3 separate regions of the Homo sapiens genome follow, and all the other regions are linked to region 1. The links are chromatin contacts, found by Hi-C or POLR2A ChIA-PET in ENCODE. All regions are on one chromosome and are shown on one strand. The core of a region is the stretch at or near the end of the contact, and the rest is flanking DNA. Distances in the headings are between cores, read along the strand shown.

Region 1 (4,376 bases), core at 959-3,458:
ACATCCCCCTCTCCAAGAAACACCCAAGAACGATCAATAAATACTAAAAAAAAAACAAAAACAAAAACCAAAAAAACAATTTTTTTAACTTAAAAAAACCTGCTGCCTAGTATACAGAAGGAGATCCATAAGCATTAGCCTTTAATACTGTCACATGTATTCTAACAAGTTCTCCCCATCCTGTATTTAGACAGTTTGTTTTTTTTTACTTTAAAGAGAACAGACGGTACAGACAGGAAACAAAGAAACCGACTGTGGTCTGCTTTTAGCCAGTGAGAGAGAAGTAAACTAAAACATATGTCTAAATGCTGATGGGCAAAGGAAGGTAGGCCTTTGGGCACTCTCTCTGGATGGTGGCCTTTATCTCTAGCCTATGCCTTCCTTATTGGGTTATACTCGTTCCTTCTCTTTAAATATCCTGCACCCTGTGTTAGGCCTTCCTGGTGGTAACTGCAGGCAGTGATCATGATAAAGTCAAGTCATCTCCTTCGAGTTTAGCATCCTCTGGTTGCCACTCTGCATTGCTTGAACATAGGCTCAGGGGACAGTACTCTGGGGTTCTGCCCCAACCACCTTAGTCTGGTTTATACTCAGCTGCCCAACAGCTGCCAAAAGCATGAGTCTCACCCCTGTGCCCTTTGTGAACTGCAGGCAAGTATTCATGTTTTCTGTAAGTCAACACCACCAGGCTTCCCTGTGATTTTGATTCTATGGGTAGATAGTGCTAATGAGTGTGAGGATTTCTGAAACTAATAGTTCATCTCCCAAATTACTAAAAAACTAAAGCATACCACACACCTACGAGAATGGCCAAAATCTAAGACACCAAATGCTGGCAAGGGCGTGGAGTGACGGGAACTCTCACTCGTTGCTGGAGGGAATGTGAAGTTGTACAGCCATTTTGGAAGACAGTTTATAGTTTCTTACAAAACCAGACATATTCTTACCATACAATTCAGCAATTGTGCTTTTTGGCATGTACCCAAATGAACTGAAAACTCATATCCATACAAAACCCTGCACATGGACATTTATAGCAACTGTATAATTACCCAAACGTGGAAGCCACCAAGATGTCCCTCAGTAAGTGAATGGATAAACTGTGGTAAATCTAGACAATGGAATGTTATTCAGCACTAAAAAGAAATTAGCTATCAAGCCATGAAAAAAACAGAGAAGAACCTTAAATGCACATTACTGAGTGAAAGCCAGTCTGAAAAGGCCACATGCTCTATGGTTCCAACTATGTGACCTTCTGGAAAAGGCAAAACTATGGAGACAGTGGTTGCCAGTGGGGTGGGAGGAGGAGAGATGAACAGGAGGAACCTAGGGGAGTTTTAGGGCAATGAAACTATTCTGTACATTACTCTGAAGGAGGATTCACATCATTATACATCTGTTCAAACCCATAGAATGTGTAACAGCAGAGTGACTCTTAATGTAAACTATGGACTTTGGGTCAAAATGCCGTGTCAGTGTGGGTTCATCAATTGTATCACATGAACTGCTGTAGTGGGGAATGCTGTTAGCAGGTGAGGTTGTGAGTATGTAGGATCAGGGGCTATATGGGAATTCTCTACCTTTCATTCAATTTTGCTATGAGTCTAAAACTGCTCTATAAATAAAGTTTATTAATTAAAAACAAACCCACAAATACCTAAAGCATATGTTGACCAGCTCCCTTTCCCTCCACAGAGCTAGGATGCCTCATTCCCCAGTGCTTCCCCTGTCCTGGAAGTGCAGTGATGAGAACTGGTTTCAAAAAAAAAAAAAAAGAGGAGAGGGGAGGAGAGATGGGAAGGGGAGGAGAGGGGAGGGATGGGGGGAGGGGGAAGGAAGGAGAGAGGAGGGAGGGGGAGGAGAAAGGAGAGGAGGGGAGGGAAAGGGGGGAGGGAAGAGAGAAAGGAAAAAGCGAGAAAAGACCATACTGCAATTTGAAGGTTAAGTTCCATGTGCCTGAATCCAGAGGAGCGTGCATCAGGTTTTGCAGGAACCCTGTACTTGGTTCCGGTTCTGACTATGCCACAAACCAGTTACGTGACCTTGGGCAAGTCCCTTTTTCATCAGTTTCCTCATCTCTAAACTAAGCGAGTTGTGATAAAATCCCTTCCCTCCTCCATCTGGCTGTGATTCAGCCTCCTAACAACAGAATGGGTGTGGGCGAACCTGCTCTTGGCCAGCAGGTGGCAGCACTGGCTCCTTACTGTGGCTGCAGCCAAACGAACCATTCCTGGTCACGCTCTGGAGGCTTTTGTCTTCAGACCTGCAGCCTCAGCACTTAGCACCACTGCGGCGCCCCTCGTTACCTACAGGAAGCTTCCAGCATGACATCCTCGGGGCATCCTGGATAGAATTATTTTTAGGAGAAGGCAGACATAAATAATCCACGAAGGCTTCAGGAACAGGAATGAAAAAGTGATGATCTTTTTAAAATATTTATTTCTGTCACAACCCCCATGCCTGTCAACTCAAGGGTAAAGGTATTGTTCTCATTCTCTATTTCTCGCACTAAGACCAGTGTGCCTGCACAAACAGTAAGTCTTCAGAAAGTGTAAATTAATAAGTTCATTAAATAATATTTTCTTTTCTTTTTGAGATGGAGTTTCGCTCTTTTTGCCCAGGCTGGAGTGCAATGGTGTGATCTCGGCTCACCACAACCTCTGCATCCCAGGTTCAAATGATTCTCCTGCCTTAGCCTCCTGAGTAGCTGGGATTACAGGCGTGTGCCACCACGCCCAGTTAATTTTTGTATTTTTAGTAGAGACAGTGTTTCACCGTGTTGGCCAGGCTGGTCTCCAACTCCTGACCGCAGGTAATCCGCCCGCCTTGGCCTCCCAAAGTGTTAGGATTACAGGCATAAGCCACTGCACCTGGCCAATAATATTTTCATTTGATCATTTCAAGCTAATTCTTACAGACTACCTTAGAAGTAGAAACCTAATATTTATTGAATGAGTAAACAATATGGAGGTAAACAAAAATTACTTAACATCAACTATACTAATCAGGCTCTGCACTAGGGTTACAATGAGAAGTAAGAAACACTCTGCATGGTGGTTACCGATGTGGGCCTGGGACCACACTGGACTGGATCCAGTTGCTACTTCTTTGTGTCCTTGGGTAAGTTATTTAACCTGTTTGTGCTTTCTTTCCCTTGTTTGTAAAATGGGGATAATAACAGTATCCACCTCATAAGGTTGTTGTGGGTTAAGGGTGATAAGGTTTGGCTCTGTGTCCCCACCCAACTCTCATCTCGAGTTGTGATCCTCAGTGTTGGAGAAGAGGCCGGTGAGAGGTGATTGGATCATGGGGGCAGGTTTCCCCCATGCTGTTCTCATGGTAGTGAGTTCTCACGAGATCTGATGGTTTAAAAATGTTTGGCACTTCCACCCTCACTCTCTCTCTCCTGGTCTTCCATGGTAAGAAGGTACTTGCTTCTCCTTCGACCATTGTAAGTTTCCTGAGGCCTCCCAGTCACGCTTCCTATTAACCCTGTGGAATTGTGAGTCAATTAAACCTCTTTTGTTCTGAAATTACCTCGTCTCAGGTAGTTTTTAATAGCAGTGTGAGAATGGATTAATACAACAGGTAAAGCACTCAGAATTCCGCTGGGGGAACAGATCATTAAAACGCATAGCTATGAAGGGGCCCGGCATGCACCCTATCCTGGCTTTAGAAGGCTGGAGAAAGCTTCCTGAGAGAGGAAACAGGACTCAGCCAGGTGAAGAGCTTTACAGATTTGGGACACAGCGTTTGGTGCTGGAGGAGTTTTGGAGCCTGGGTCCTCCCACTTGGTCTGGCTGGAGTTCTCCTCAGCAGGGTGACATGTGTGTGATGACTAGAGGGCGGGCAGGAGCTGCATGCCCTCAGGCCTTATGGGGCAGGTGGTAGAGTTTGAGACCTTATCCTGCCAGCAGTAGGAGGCACTGAATGACTTTCCCAAGGAAGTGCATGGACCATATTTCCGTTTTAGAAAGACCATCACTCTTGGCCAGGCATGGTGACTCACATGTATAACCCCAGCATTTGGGAGGCTGAGGCAGAAGGATTGCTTGAGTCCAGGAGTTAGTGACCAGTGTGGACAACATAGTGAGGCCCCATCTCTTTCATTAAAAAAAAAAAGTAGGGTCGGGTGTGGTGGCTTACGCCTGTAATCCCAGTACTTTGGGAGCCGAGGCAGGTGGATCACTTGAGGTCAGGAGTTCAAGACCAGCCTGGCCTACATTGTGAAACCGTCTCTACTAAAAATACAAAAAAAAAAAATTAGCCGGCTGTGGTGACACACACCTGTTATCCCAGCTACTTGGGAGCCAGAATTACTTGAACCCGGGAGGCCGAGGTTGCAGTGAGCTGAGATTGTGCCACTGCCCTCCTGC
Region 2 (4,376 bases), core at 1,022-3,521, 420 kb before region 1:
CAAACCATGAAAAATATGAGACAATCAAATCAGTACCAATATTTTAAAGGAGGCTCTGACCTAATCAGTAAACACTAAGCTGAAACAGCCTGCAAGATGAAGTTAGTCGGCAACAAAACATTTCCTAGGAATTCAAGACTCTGGAAGTGCCATACAATGATGTTATAAACAGAAATCTCACTCAGAAAGAGGAAACTGACCAACTGACCAAAGTATTTTAAAACAAGAACGAAGCACCTATTCTTTTTAAATTAGATCCAACAGATGCCTCAGCATAACACATTAAAGCCCTTCTCACAGTATCCAACACAGACGTTCACCATTTTAGGTTAAAAACAAGCTCAGCATTTATGTTTGCAAACTTTACTAGTCGTCCACTGTTGAGGGTCAGCCCACTGCTTCGTGATGATTTTCGAGACAATAATATCTGCATCATCCCACTGTCAACACTCCACCCCTCAAGAGTCTGCAGGGAGAGAAAGTGTCTGCCTCTTAAGCACCAATTGTTCATAAAGGCTTGTTGACAGTCTATGGAAATAAAGCTTTAAATAACGAGGGTCAGCTACCTATGAGTCAGACCTTTCTTAGGCCCGGTCTGAGGTTCCACTTGAGATTCATAATAGAGGCTAGAAATCAAGAAAAAAAAACCCGTGAAATTACTCTGAGCCTTGACCAATTAATAAAGGCAACAAATTAAAAAGAACCCACCAACTTGTTTTGAAATATCAAAAAGTTAAATTTCAGTGACTCCAACATTCGATCCCATAGAATTACTCCCTCAAGGTGAAGATTCAGAGAGCAATCTTACATTCGGAGATGTCATGCTAAGTCCCAGTATCACACAAAACAAAACCGAATAAAATCAGCAACCACAAACGTGGGTGAAAGCAGCTTGCTGAGAAAGAAGAACTTGCTGAGAAACCAGAAGAAACACTGATTAGTTTCCAGTTGGCCATATCATCTTAACATCCTCATTTCACAGATGGGGAACGGAGGCTAAAGAATACACCAAAAAGCGAAGAGAAACGTTATTTTGTCATCCAAAAAGGAAAACAAAAGCTAAAAGCACCCTAAATAGAAATGCAGCATTCTGTGTGGTTCTACAACATAGGACATTAGTGGCCAGGTTTCAGCACGATCAAAACTTTTCTAATAGGCCGGGCGCGGTGGCTCATGCCTGTAATCCCAGCACTTTGGGAGGCAGAGGTGGGCGGATCACTTGAGGTCAGGAGTTCGAGACCAGCCCGGCCAAGATGGTGAAACCTCGTCTCTAGTAAAAATACAAAAATTAGCCGGGTTTGATGGCGGGTGTCTGTAATCCCAGCTACTTGGGAGGCTGAGGTGGGAGAATCGCTTGAACCCAGGAGGCAGAGGCTGCAGTGAGCCAAGATCGCGCCACTGCACTCCAGCCTGGGCGACAGAGTGAGACTCTGTCTCAGAAAAAAAGAAAAAAAAGCTTTTCTAATAAAACAAACCAACACGCAGGCAGTCTCCTGAGGCGCTGGGTGTCTAGAGACTAGTTGTGGGCAGTGTGGACAGAGACACAAGATGTGGTCCCTGTCCTCATGGGATGGGGGCAGTTTCTCACCCCCAATCACAAGGCAATGTGTACAGGGGCGGGTGGGAGTGTCACACCCTACAACCTAAACCGGACAGAAAACCAAGGCAGAGCTCGGGGCGCGGCCACCAGCCCCGTCGCGAGGTAGGGACCGCCACCCCAACACCCCAGTCCGGGTCTGGGGCCCCGACCCACCCAGCAAAGGCTCCTTCCGCCTGGACCTCGGGGCCCCCAGCCCTACCCGGCCCTAAAGCGCATTCCCCGGCCGGTGGGGCCGGGGCCGACAGCCCAGTCGCCCACCCTCCCACTCGCAGCTCAGTCCGGGGATTTCCTCCTGCGCCGCCCCCTTGTCAGGGAGGATGGGCTGAAGGGGCGCGGGGCAGAAAAGGACGCCGCGGCCACTGCCCCGTGTAGTGCCAGACCTCTTCGCGGAGCCCTGCAGAAGAAGAGGAGGAGAAGGGGCAGAGCTACCGTCCAGAAACTCCAGGGAGTCCCCGCAGGCTTCCCAGGCCCGGGCAGGGGACGCAGGGCGGGAGCGCGGCGAGAGGGGGCCGACGGCCCCGGGCTCACTCACCTCGGACAGGCCGCTCCGGTCCTCCGTGTCCTGCCCGCTCAGCACCTTCTTCAGCTTGTCCATTGCGGCCCAGTCCCCACCAGCTCCAGCTCCTCAGCGGCAGCCTGTTGCGCTCGCTAAGTTGACGGCTCTTCCGGGTGCTAGGCAGCCGCCCAGCCGCCCAGGCGCCAACCGCGGCGCGCCCCGCCCAGGCACCTGCCCACCGGGGGGCTCCCGGCATGCCCCGCGCGCCCGCGCTCGCCTCCGCTTGTTTTGGTCCCGGGGGGCGCGGCGGGCCGGAGGGGCTGGGATTGAAGACCACCAGGCGCTGCCAAACACTAATTCGGCGTCCAGAGCAGTTTCAAACCGGAACGGGCCGCGCTCCCTCGCCCTACTTGATCCAGTCAACGAATGCCGAGCACCTACCACGTGCAAGGCTCCGGAGACACAAAGACGGGGGAGAAGCCTTGTGCAGACGGGAACAAAGGCTGTGGTTCATCCATATTGCGATCGTGCCTACACAGGAAAAGATTTTCTTTTTAATCACTCAAGGCCTTAGTCTGGTGTGGTGGGGCGTGCCTGGAAGCCCAGCTACTCCGGAGGCTGAGGCAGGAGGCTCACTTGAGCCAAGGAGTTCCAGGCTGTAATGAGCTATGACCAGGATACTGCACTCCAGCATGGGCAACAGAGCGAGACTCTGTCTCAAAAAAAAAAAAAAAAAAAGTGACTGAAGGAATGTTGAAAGGAATAATAGATTGTTAAATTGTTTTGTGTTTGTACAATTGTTTTTTTTTCTGACCTTAAAAAAACTAAAAGTAGACTGGGCATGGTGGCTCATGTCTGTATTCCCAGCACTTTGGGAAGATGGCTTGAGCCCGGGAGTTCCAGACCAGCCTGGGCAACATAGGGAGACCTCATCTCTTCAAAACATTCTTAAAAATTAGCCAGGCATGCTGGCGGGCATCTGTAATCCAAGCTACTTGCGAGGCTGAGGAGGAAGAATGGCTTGGACTCAGGAGGTCAAGGCTGCAGTAAGCCATGATTGTCAGTACAGTAAGCCACTGCACTCTAGCTTGGGCAACAGAGTGGAAACAATACAAATGGCCACCAACTGATTAATGGTAAATAAAATGTGACATACCCATGCAATAAAAAAGAATGGAGTACTGACACATGCTACAACGTGGATGAACCTCGAAAACATTGTATTAAGTGAAAGAAGTGTGGAGCCCGAAAATTTGAGACAGGTCTCAGTTAACCAGGAAGTTTATTTTGCCAAGGTTGAGGAACAGCACCTGTGACACAGACTCAGGAAGTCCTGACGACATGTGCCCAAGGTCGTTGGGGCATAGCTTGGTGTTATACATTTTAGGGAGACATGAGGCATCCGTCAATATGTGTAAGAAGTACATTGGTTGTGTTTGGAAAGGCGGGACAACTCGAAGCAAAGGCAGGAAGACTCAAGGGGGGAGGGGGCTTCCAAGTCACAGATAGGTGAGAGACAAATGGTTGCACTCCTTTGAGTTTTTGATTAGCCTTTCCAAAGGAGGCAATCAGATGTGCATTTATCTCAGTGAACACAGTGATAACTTTGAATAGAATGAGAGGCAGATTTGTTCTAAGCAGTTCCCAGCTTGAATTTTCCCTTTAGTAATTTGGGGGGGCCCAAGATATTTCCCTTTCACAGAAGCTAGACACAATAGACCATATATTGTATGATTTCATTTATAGGAAATGTCCAGAATAGGCAAACCCATAGAAACAGAAAGTAGACTAATGGTTGCCTAGGGATGGAGGAGGGGAAATGGTAGTAAGAGACTAATGGGGTGATTTAAATGTTCTGGAATTAGATTGTGGTAATGGTTGCATGCACAGCTCTGAACATACTAAAAACCATTGAATTGTATGCTTTGAATTAACTGTATGGCATATGAATTCTATTGCAATAAAGCCATTTCAAAAATGCTTAGAACAGTGCTCAGTATATATTTCACAATCCATTAATATTATCTATTGTAAAATGTAACAGGCATCCACTCTTATCTTTCTCCAATGTGTCTGAGTCTGAACCCAGAATATGGGCTCCTGATTTACCTACATTTATATTTGCACATTGTGCAATTGGCCCATTACAAGGTGATTCATTGTAGCATTGTTTGTAATAGAAAAAAATTGGAAACAACTTAAAAGTTCATAAATGAGGGAAGTGCTTAAATAAATTATGGTACATTCATTCACAAGAATACTAAGTAGTCATTAAACACA
Region 3 (4,376 bases), core at 987-3,486, 330 kb before region 1:
GGAACAAATAGCATATTTCACAGTTTTGCTTTCACCAGTTTTATGTGGACTGCTAGACTGAAATGATATTTTACATAAAATATGTTTTATATATAAATTATTCAACACACATGTGAGGTTCAGTTGGACAAGGCCTCTCATTATCTTACTTTATAAGTCTTTGTGGATGTCTCTAAAACAGAATGGTTTATTAAACTAATTTGGGAAAGGAGAATTAGTGTGTATCTTTCTCTTTTTCTAAAAAAATATAAATACATTCTTGCACAAAATCAGTCACGTTTTTCACAATTGTCACCTATACAATGATATACGGTGAAATAATTACTTTAATAATAATTTGTCTGTTTTCTCTGCATCTGATTGAATTCTGCTCATAGCTCAATATTAGCTCCAGAAGGGAAAAAAATCTTAAGAGAGCAATTGAAAATGCATTTGTTGGCAGCAATTTCCATCCCTGAATGCACAGTAAGTTCTGAGCTTATGAGCTCAGAAAAAAGAAAAATCTTTGTGATAAATAATGCATTTGATAATGAGCAGCAGGAGAAAAAAAGTGTTTTCTGTTGAAGAGTTCAAAATGAAATAGAGTAAGTATGGGAAAAGGTTGCTCAGTATGAAGGACATCTTTCGCATCATGGATGGGTATGGAGCCACAACAGCCGTAACTGTTTATTTTTTATTCTCATTCTCACCATGCCAGTCTGTGGCATATATTTTCAGACCTTTCGTGAATACCAATTTTCAAAAGGGTTTAGTTCTCAGATTCTATGTCACTGGATGATTTACTTACATGACCTCATTTAACCTTTTCAACTCTACAGATAGGAAAGTATGAGTATCCCCATTTTATATATGAATAAGCTGAGAGGAAGGTTAACTCACTCCCTCAGGCTCATAGAGCTTAGCCGACATCTGAGTCAGTGTAAATTAAATAAATATCAGGGATTTCAAAATAAGTGTCTAAAATACTATTAAGAACAGAAAGCTTTAAGCTCCTTCAAGTGTCTGGCTTGCCGCGTGACCTAGACTCTTAAGTGGAGCGTCAGCTTCCAGTTTTTGACCAAATAAAGCATTTATCCCATAGGAATATTAAGGCACCCATTTACTTTTTTCTCCCCATTATCCCATTTGTCCCCAGAGCAATGTGGGTGTTTGGCAGGTGCCAGACAGTAAATTACTGTTCTAAATTGTGCCTCAGTGGCCCAATAATATTAAGGAAGCATCTCCCACAGTGTCAATCTGTAGACAAGGGAATAATTAATGTATTTATCAAAGCAGATGGATTTCAGAGGAATGTGAATCCTGCTCTAAGCACAGCATCAGGGTTTGTTTTTTTTTTTCTGGAGTTTAGTGAACTGGGCTTTGTAACTTCTTACCTGATTATTTTGCTGCCCTGTTTGTCCTTCCTTCTTTCCCTTTTTAGCAGTTCTACTCTGTGCTTCAACTTTTCATCCCCTTATTAAGACTGCTGCATAGAAAACGTAGGAGTCTGGAGACAGGCAGGCAAAGTGGGGAGTGAGGAAGGGAAAACAAACATTCTGAGAAGGAACTGTTCCGTCCCCCGAGCTGACAGCGCCCGCTCTTTGTTTTGTGATGACTGCTCCCTGGCCTTTTGGTTCCGAGGGAGTGCAGGGCAGCAGTGTGAAGACCTGTTTACGTCCACTCCCCACTCCCCGGGGCTGGCTTCGGGACGAATTCACTGTGGTATTAACAGAGCCCGGGACAGAGCCTGGCAGAAGGCAGATGGATGCTCGTGCCCGTCGGCTGGATGAATGAAAGGTGAGCAGCAAAGGCGATACCAGGATCGTCCACGGCGGGACTGGAGGAGGAGAATGGGACTGTGCGGAGCCTGCGGGAAGAATCTGAAAGTGTCTGTGTGATGGAGAGAGACATGGAAAAGGCGACGTCCCAGCGGCTGGAACTGGGGCGGAGGAACGGGAACAGGGAAGGCCTGAGTTAGGCACCACAAAGGTTTTCAGGAGAAAAGTGGGGCGAGCCGAGAGGGTAAGGGCGAGACAAAGAGCAGCAGCCGAGGCTGTTCGTGGGAAGAAATGGGAAAGAAGCAGCCGGGAGGGCGGGCGGACGGACGCGAAGGAAGGGGCGCGGGTGGGGAGGGGCGCCGGGAGCTGGGCGGGGCGGGGCAGTGCGGGGCGCGGGGAGGCGGCTCGGGGCTCCGGGGGCCGGAGGGGCCCGGCCGGGCGTGGGGGGGGCGGGGCGGGGCGCGGGCGCCGCAAAGTTACTTGGCCTGCGCCCGCCCGGGTCCGCGTGCTGGTGGCTGGCCCGCGGGAGGAGCGAAGCGGGGCTCGGTGGGCTGAAACCCGAAACCTCCAGTCCCGGAGCGCGGCGGGGAGGAAGGAAGCGGCGGCGGCGGTGGCCGAGGCGGGGAGGCGGCTGGGCCGGGGCCTGAGCTGCCGCGGCGGCCGCTCCTCGGTGAGCACCCGGCGTGGGGCGCGGGCGCGGGCCCGGGCGGAGAGGGCGGTCCGGATGGAGCCAGGCTAAACTCATTGTGCGAGGCTGAGGGCTCAGGGCGCGGGCCGGGAAGGGTCCCCGCCCCCACGGCGCTCCCTTTCTCCCCGCGCCCCTCTCGGAGGTCAGGGCTGTCCTCCGCCCGCACTGCGCCTTGCTTTGGAGAGCTGGAGCTCTTTGTGGGAAGATGTTGGGGGCGCGCCCCTCCCCTGCGGCCTGGGGCTTCTGAGAGGCCCACCCCATTCTGCTGGGTGCAGCCCGCCCCGTTTCTCCGGCGCCGCCCGAAGCCCCTAAACAGTCCGCTGGATGGGAGGGCGTAGGTGCGTGCCCGGGACTCTGCCGATGCGGGCCGCGCCCCCTGGGGCCAAGAGACTCCACGTCCCGCTCAGGGCAAAGGGTGTGGGGAGAAGCGGTCACGCCCCTCGGCTGGAATCCGTGAGGACCAGGTGAGCAGCCTTCTCCCAGCCGGGACTCAGGGCGCTGTCTCCCCGAGCCTGGGCGGGCGGCGGGTGGCGCGCCCAGAAGTGGCCCGGCGCCGCCGGATGGGCGGCTCTGCCCCTCAGATCTGCGGGAGGGAGATTCGGCTGGTTCTTGGAAAGGGGAGAACTCGACCAGCCCTCGGCGCCTTCTGGGCCAAGCTTAACCCCCGTGCAACCTTTGGACAAAGGCATATGGGATGAGAACGTCTGTTGGGTAAGTGGGGTGTGTCCTGTGCTTCCCGGAGGTCTGCTCACCAGTAACCACATAGCTGCGCATTGGCATCGCTTTATATCACATCTTGGAGGCTATTTTTGCTTGTTATTGTACTTTCATCCCTTTTGCAAAGTGCTTTCATAGAGCAGGTCATTTGATCCACCTCCCGGTGAAGCCGTGAGGAGGTGTGTGGTTTTGGAGGGAAAGAACCTCAGTTCCTTGATTGTCCAATGGAGACACCGATAACCTCCGGTGAGCCTGTCTCAGCGTCCTAGGGGCTGGGGGAGGATGGCCATCCTTGTGGCTCCTCCGTGGAGCCAGGCGTGGATTCAGCCTGGCTTCTTCTCCCCTAGTGACCTGGACCTCCAGATGAGTTCTGGAGAGCTACTGCTTCGGGGAATAGGCGGTTTTCCCTTATAATCTATTTTACTGCAGCCACTGGGAGCAAGTGAAGAGAGGCATTTTTCAGGCCCTCAGGGCAGAAAGAGGAGGTGGGAGGGACCTCAGGTCATAGAGACAGAGGCTCTTCAACTGTAACTGGAATGCATGGCACCCATTTCTGTTACTTCTTTCAGAGCACCTCTCTTCCGGTCCTCCTCCACACCCGTCTTATTTTATACTTGTCAGGTGCTTACAAGCACTTTCATGTACACTTTTTCATTCACACAACAACCTTGTGAAGCTCTACTAGCCCATTTGATAGGTGAGGAAACTGAGGCTCAGGAGAGATGAAGCATTCTTGCCCAGCTAGGTAAGCAGCCCAGATTGAACTCAGATCTTTTGCCTTGGTAGTGCTTTTCACGTGGTTTCCTGATGGCACACAGGTGAGTTCTTTAACTCAGGGCTTCTCCCTGCCCTGTAGCTCCACTGCCATAACATCAAGAATAGAGACCCCTCATTAAGAGGCCCGCTTGACATTTTGGAACTAATCCAAGGCCGCAACGATATCCGAACCGTTCTCTTTGTGTTGCAGCCTGGTGCACTGTGCGTCCTCTGAGAGGTGAAGGAGCACTGTGTGGTCAGAGGGCTGCGAGCTCTCTGTTTGGGTTCCGAGGAAGACAGAATGGGCTGAACTGGAACTGACCTAAATGTCAGCAAGAGGAGGTACAGTTCTGTGGTGTAAACTCCACTGCCAGCAGGGACCAGTCAGGAAGCCTGAGTGCAGGAGGCGGGTGGACAGGAGGGCTGGGTGGGAGCTGTGTGCTGCTAAGCCTGTCTCC

The links. Hi-C counts contacts between places; a loop is a spot of excess contacts on that map. ChIA-PET counts read pairs that join two places held with the same protein, here RNA polymerase II (POLR2A). Pooled maps may share reads with other maps.
Region 2: a pooled map shows a loop between it and region 1 (5-fold over the local background). The contact joins the promoter of SFT2D2 here to the enhancer-like site in region 1. A Hi-C loop is called at or near these places in 7 of 50 pooled maps. POLR2A ChIA-PET finds 5 or more read pairs at or near these places in 2 of 52 experiments (B cell and OCI-LY7).
Region 3: a loop to region 1 is called in a pooled map, with 4 times the contacts of the local background. The contact joins the promoter of GPR161 here to the enhancer-like site in region 1. A Hi-C loop is called at or near these places in 7 of 50 pooled maps. POLR2A ChIA-PET finds 5 or more read pairs at or near these places in 2 of 52 experiments (AG04450 and activated T-cell).

The regions. Positions count from the first base shown.
Region 1 is chr1:167,801,328-167,805,703 of GRCh38, reverse strand. No RefSeq gene overlaps it. Among named protein-coding and RNA genes, the nearest start is that of MPZL1, 82 kb to the right of the region's middle. Within about 2 kb of position 2,208, at least 2 of the 41 ENCODE cell types and tissues checked have a DNase peak (open chromatin) inside an H3K27ac peak, as active enhancers do.
Region 2 is chr1:168,223,899-168,228,274 of GRCh38, reverse strand. It overlaps SFT2D2 (SFT2 domain containing 2), which reads right to left and starts at 2,271. Exons shown (of 8, transcript NM_199344.3): 1 at 2,133-2,271. The coding sequence starts at 2,195. RefSeq lists enhancers at 1,065-1,114, 1,235-1,314, 1,617-2,350 and a silencer at 1,975-2,604.
Region 3 is chr1:168,134,790-168,139,165 of GRCh38, reverse strand. It overlaps GPR161 (G protein-coupled receptor 161), which reads left to right and starts at 2,236. Exons shown (of 6, transcript NM_001375883.1): 1 at 2,236-2,427. RefSeq lists silencers at 1,541-1,835, 2,364-2,593.